Linked DNA regions of Homo sapiens: region 2 is linked to region 1. The links are chromatin contacts, found by Hi-C or POLR2A ChIA-PET in ENCODE. All regions are on one chromosome and are shown on one strand. The core of a region is the stretch at or near the end of the contact, and the rest is flanking DNA. Distances in the headings are between cores, read along the strand shown. Region 1 overlaps LOC105374343 (a long non-coding RNA gene). Region 2 overlaps RNF212 (ring finger protein 212).

Region 1 (2,771 bases), core at 106-2,605:
CCCACCCCCACCCAACCCCCACCAACCCACTTCCACACCTACACCCACACATGCACACACGCACATCTACACATGCACACCCACACACACACCGACACACACACCGACACACACACCTCCACATACACCCCCGCACACTGACACACCCACACACACACCGACACACACACCTCCACAAACACACCCCCCGCACACTGACACACACCCACCCCCACACACTGACACATCCACCCCCCACACCGACACACACCTACAGTGACACCCGCACACTGACACACACCCACTCCTGCACACTGACACCCACTCCTGCACACTGACACACACCCCCGCACAGACACACACCCACCCCCGCACACCGATACACACACCTACCCACACACCCACCCCACACACCAACACACACCCACCCATCCCCGCACACCGACACACAACCCACCCCCGCACACTGACACACACCCACCCACTCACCTCTGCACACTGACACACACCCACCCCACCGACACACACCCCTGCACACTGACACACCCACCCACCCCCACACTGACACACACACACCTACCCACACACCCACCCCCGCAGACACACACACACCGACCCCCACACACTGACACACACACATCTGCACAAGACACCCACCCACCCACCCCTGCACACTGACACACACATGCACACCCCCAACCCCTGCACACTGACACACACACACCCACACACCCACACCCACACACTGACACACACACCCACCACCGCACACCTACCCACACACGCGTACCCACCCACCCCCGCACACAACACACATGCACACCCCCCACCCCTGCACACTGACATACACACACCCACCCTTACATGCACCCACAGGCACACATATACACCCACATGCACACCCCATATACATGCGTGCACACATATATACACATACACATACACACACCTACATACACCACCTACATACACCTACACGCACACATACATGTACACACCTACATGCACACATATGCATGCATACACACATCTGCACACCAACATGCACGCGCACACACGTGTCCACTGGCACAGAGCAGTGATGCACAGACACATTTCCCAGGCTGCCTGAGACCTGGGTGGCCGCGTGTGGTGCTTTGTGGCTGGGGTGTGCCCTAAGGGGTCAGGAGGGGCTGGGCCACACCCCAAAGGGTCCACATACTGAGGACAAAGGGAGCTGTGGAGGACCTTGTCCAGGAGAGGCAGGCTTCCTGGGTGCGGTGTGCAGGCTGCATGGGGAGCAGGGCGTTGGTTTCCCCGACTGCAGCCACAGACTGAGTGTGTCCATCCCCACAGCTCCTGCCAATTCCAACACTGAGAGTCTGTGTTTGGACGCCTCCAGTGACCACTGGCTCCGCGAGTGATGACTCACACCCATCACTCATCCCCTTCCTGAGTCAGCCGCGGGACCCTCTGCAGGGAGGCGTGCGAGTCATCGAGGTGATGCAACCCCTGCTTGGTCACTTGCTGACTCACGGACACCCCCCGCCCCAGCCCAGGGCCTCCCCTTCCATGCCGGACGGGCCTGGGGTGAGCTGCAGCCGGGCAGGAACGGCAGAGCAGGGGGCAGGGACCTGGGGGCGGGAGAGGCAGCCGGAACGGGGTGGCCGGGAGCAGGGCTGCTCTGAACGCAGACTGCTGGCCCTGGCTCCGCAGTACTCCCTCTGCTCTCTTGCTTGGTTTGAGGGACCCTCTTAAACCCTGCTCTCCAAGCCTCACGTGAATTGAACCAGCCACCACGTGGTCCCCGGAGGCGCTGAGCTGCGCTGAGCCCGGCCCCTCTCATCCTGGTGTTCTGGCGCCAAGCCCCCCAACCCACCCTAGTTGCAGGTCCGAGCCCTCCGGTGCCTGATCGCAGGCAGCCCCGGGCTCCATCGGGCTTAAGGCCACATTTCTCAGTGTTTCTATGAGGGCAGAAAAGACATTTCCTGAGAGTGGATTCCTGAGGTTTCTGAAGGTCCGTAAGTCCAAGAACCACATTCTTTCCAGCCCTCCTGAGTTCCTGCAGCCATGTTTCCCTTCCCTTGGGGAAAACGCAGCTCTGAGGGTCTGGAGCAGATGAAGGTCCCGTAAGTCCTACTCTCCCCAGCTGCCAGGGTAGGTGCCTGGTGCTCTGAAGGTCCTGGGGAGCCCCAGCCCCTTGCCAGGCATGTGAGGCCTTCCCAGCCCACACGTTCCGTGAGGACGGAGCCAGGTCCTGTGTTGCTTTCTGCTGCCTGGATGACTGGGAACGGAGCTGGGGTGTCCTCTGCTCTGCTGGAGCTGGAGCTGCCCTATTTAAGGCAATTCCTGCGCTGTGAGCCCTGGTGGGGCCACCTGGCGGGTTCCGCCAAAGCAACCTCACTGCCATGGGTGTTTTTCTGTTCCTGCGGTCATATGGGCTCTTGTGAAAGCAGTTTTCCAAGTAAATATGGTGATGATTTAAGTCTACTACATTTGGAAAAATGAGGGATGAACCCTGCAGCCCTGGTCCTGTCTCAGAGGCAGCTTTGGAGAACATCTGTTGCTGCCTCCGGAATCACCTGGCCCTGCCTGGGGGCAGCCACTGGCCCAGGCCAGCTCCTGAGCTGCCCTCCTGCCAGACTCGGAGAGGGGCTGTCTGTTCCCAGCCTCAGACCCCTGCCCCATGCCCATCGCCTGAGACTGTGATCAGACCCAGCCATGTGTCTGAATGAGCCTGGCCCGAGGAACAGTGGCCCTGAGAGGCATCTGAGCCCTGAGCCCCTCCCCACAGTGCAGGCCAGGGGTGGCCT
Region 2 (2,771 bases), core at 84-2,583, 39 kb after region 1:
CTGGAACGCCAGTTGAGCGGGGGGCACGCAGAACACTGGGTCACATGATCATTCCCAAACCAATCACTGTCGCTGCAGGATGGAGTGCTCTGATTGGCCACCTGGATCACACACTTAGTTTGGGACCTGAGCCTCGCAGGGAGATGAAATAAGTACCAAAATGAGTTCATGTCCAGTCAACTGTATGGATTAGCAAAATCTGGGGGCTTGGAGAGGGGGTGGGGTTGGGATGGGAAGGCAGGTGCAGAATCGGAAAGACCTGCAGGTCCTGTGATTTCTGCAAGCAACCCACACACCTGTCGGGGGCTGATGAGTGAGGTGGCAGCAGGCATCCGTGTGGTTTTGCTGGAAGAGTGATGACGAAAATGCCAGCGTCAGTGCACACAGTGTGACTCAGCAACATGCATCTCTATTTTGTTCTCTTTCTGGCATGATTTTACTTACTTGAAACTGAACTTTTTATTGTGCTGAAAGCTGTTTGTTGTGATGATCTCATACTAAATAGATGGAGAAAAGGTATTGAATTAAATCATAAAAACTGACTTCCCCCCAGGTCATCCCAACTGAAAGTGTAAGAAGGCTCTGAATCAGTGAAATGTTCTTACTGGGTTTGCAAACGGCATTTCACATGAATTCAGCAGTTCCCATAGCGTCCTGTGAGTCGCACGGCCCTGCTCCTCCCTAGCGCTGAAGCCAAGTGAACTCAACACCCCACTGCCATTTACATCACTGGCTCTTACAACTGCAACTGTCACTCAGCACATGGCCACTGCGGGTGTTAAAGGTGTGAAATTAAGACCTGACAACAGGAGCCACTAACGCACCAGCTTTGAAAGGCCACTAAGAGGCCAGCCATGGTGCCTCATGTCCATCATCCCAACACTTTGGGAGGCAGGGGCGGGAGGATTGGTTGAGCCCAGGAGTTGGAGGCTACAGTGAGCTGTGATTGTACTACTGTACTACTGCACTCCTGCTTGGGTGACAGAGCAAGAACTCATCTCAAAAAAGGAAAAGGAAGGGGAAAGGGAAAGGAAAGAAAAGAGAAAAGAAAGAAAAACAGGCCAGCAAGAGAAATATGGACAAGTTACTTGGTCACGTTTTCCAGTCTAGCAACCCTGGACTGATCTCCACGATGGCCAGTAGCAGAGACCACCTGCTGTGCCCTGTGACTCCCGGCCACAGAAGGCTGCTGCACCTGGGTCCTCTCTGCCTCACAGGGCCTGGTGGACATGCTGAGATGCACACGTAAGACTGGGGGAGCGTGTCTGTTTCTGTGGACACACTGAGGTGCATGACTGCACATGAGGGGTGGGGCTGTCTCCTGGCACCGAGTGCCCGTCTATGCTGGCTGGGTTTTGAGATACGAACAGTCTGCCCTCAGCAGTTTCAGTTTGGGACCAAGCCAGCTAGGAATAGGCAGTTGCACAACAGCTCAACCACTGGGGCCTCCGCTCTGAGTCACCTCCTAGAGCCTGCCCTGGCACTGCCCCTCAACATCCTCACCCAGAGTCACTTATCCTGACAGCCTGTGTCCCGGCCCGACATACAAGTTCACTTTCTGCCTCCTCTTCCCCACACAGAAGCTCCCAGAGGACGGGCACTGGGCGTGTTTGGCTTACTCCGAATTGCCAGCCCCCAGAACAGTGCTGAGAATGCACCTGGTGCTCAGTAAACACTGGCTGCTGCGTGGCTGACTGTGGTGGGCGGAAGTACCTGAGCCTTCTGCGTCTGGCAGGGCCGTGGCCTGGCTCCTCTGAAGGGCACTTGCTCCTGATTCCAGACAACTCTAAAATGCACTGTTTCGTGGGAGCAAGAGGATGATGACAAAAACAACAATGACAACAAAAGTGGGTGGCACGAACGCCACCACAGTGAGGCCGGGCAAGACGGGGTCGGGGGCGCAGCGGTCTGGGGCGGGTCAGCTGGGCTGGCAGAGCACATGGGAATCCTCTCTGGAGGAAAATGCAGGCGATACCAGGTATGTAGAGAGTGGGATTGGCCTGTGCAACCTCACCAGAGATCAGCAGAAATATACCTCCCTCCAGCGAGAGTGGAAGAAAAGAAGGCAGATTTGGATTCCTGAGGATATCAGGTAAGGAAAATAAAAAGGCTGCCTGTGAAATGACTACATAAAAGACGAAGATGCAACAATGAGCAAGGACTATTTTCCAAATGGTGAAATGAGCAGGAATGTTCTCAAAATGTTAACTGTAATGGACAGAACAAAAACTCAATGGGGGCCGGGTGTGGTGGCTCACACCTGTAATCCCAGCACTTCGGGAGGCTGAGGTGGGCGGATCACCTGAGGTCAGGAGTTCGAAACCAGCCTGGTCAACATGGTGAAGCCCCGTCTCTACTAAAAATACAAAAATCAGCCAGGCGTGGTGGGGCTGTAATCCCAGCTACTCAGGAGGCTGAGGCAAGACAATCGCTTGAACCCGGCAGGCGGAGGTTGAGGTGAGCTGAGATCGTGCCACTGTACTCCAGCCTGGGTGACAGAGTGAGACTCTGTCTCAAAAACAAACAAACAAACAAACAAACAAACAAACAAACTCAGTGGGGTTCACTGGCTTAACCTGAAAATCAGGGAGCTGGAAGAAGCAACCCAGCATGTGACCAGGTGGCCTAAGACGACGGAGATCACAGCAGAGGCTGACGTCGAGGGTGGGGAGCTGCAGGTTGTGGCTGGGGATGCAGAGGGTACTACTTGAAAAGATAATGGGCAGGAATTTTACAGAACTGATGCAAAACACGAATCCACAGAATGAAAG

The links. Hi-C counts contacts between places; a loop is a spot of excess contacts on that map. ChIA-PET counts read pairs that join two places held with the same protein, here RNA polymerase II (POLR2A). Pooled maps may share reads with other maps.
Region 2: a map of MCF 10A shows a loop between it and region 1 (5-fold over the local background). The contact joins two enhancer-like sites. A Hi-C loop is called at or near these places in 5 of 168 maps with a recorded cell type or tissue (CD14-positive monocyte, HepG2, MCF 10A and 2 more) and 4 of 50 pooled maps. POLR2A ChIA-PET finds 5 or more read pairs at or near these places in 5 of 52 experiments (BJ, MCF 10A, PC-3 and 2 more).

The regions. Positions count from the first base shown.
Region 1 is chr4:1,042,381-1,045,151 of GRCh38, forward strand. All of the region lies in intron 1 of LOC105374343 (a long non-coding RNA gene), which reads left to right. Among named protein-coding and RNA genes, the nearest start is that of FGFRL1, 32 kb to the left of the region's middle. Within about 2 kb of position 1,356, at least 12 of the 41 ENCODE cell types and tissues checked have a DNase peak (open chromatin) inside an H3K27ac peak, as active enhancers do; they include PC-3, where a contact is called at or near this core.
Region 2 is chr4:1,081,123-1,083,893 of GRCh38, forward strand. RNF212 (ring finger protein 212) reads right to left here. Exons shown (of 10, transcript NM_001131034.4): 6 at 445-497; 7 at 297-345. Among named protein-coding and RNA genes, the nearest start is that of RNF212, 31 kb to the right of the region's middle. Within about 2 kb of position 1,334, at least 7 of the 41 ENCODE cell types and tissues checked have a DNase peak (open chromatin) inside an H3K27ac peak, as active enhancers do; they include PC-3, where a contact is called at or near this core.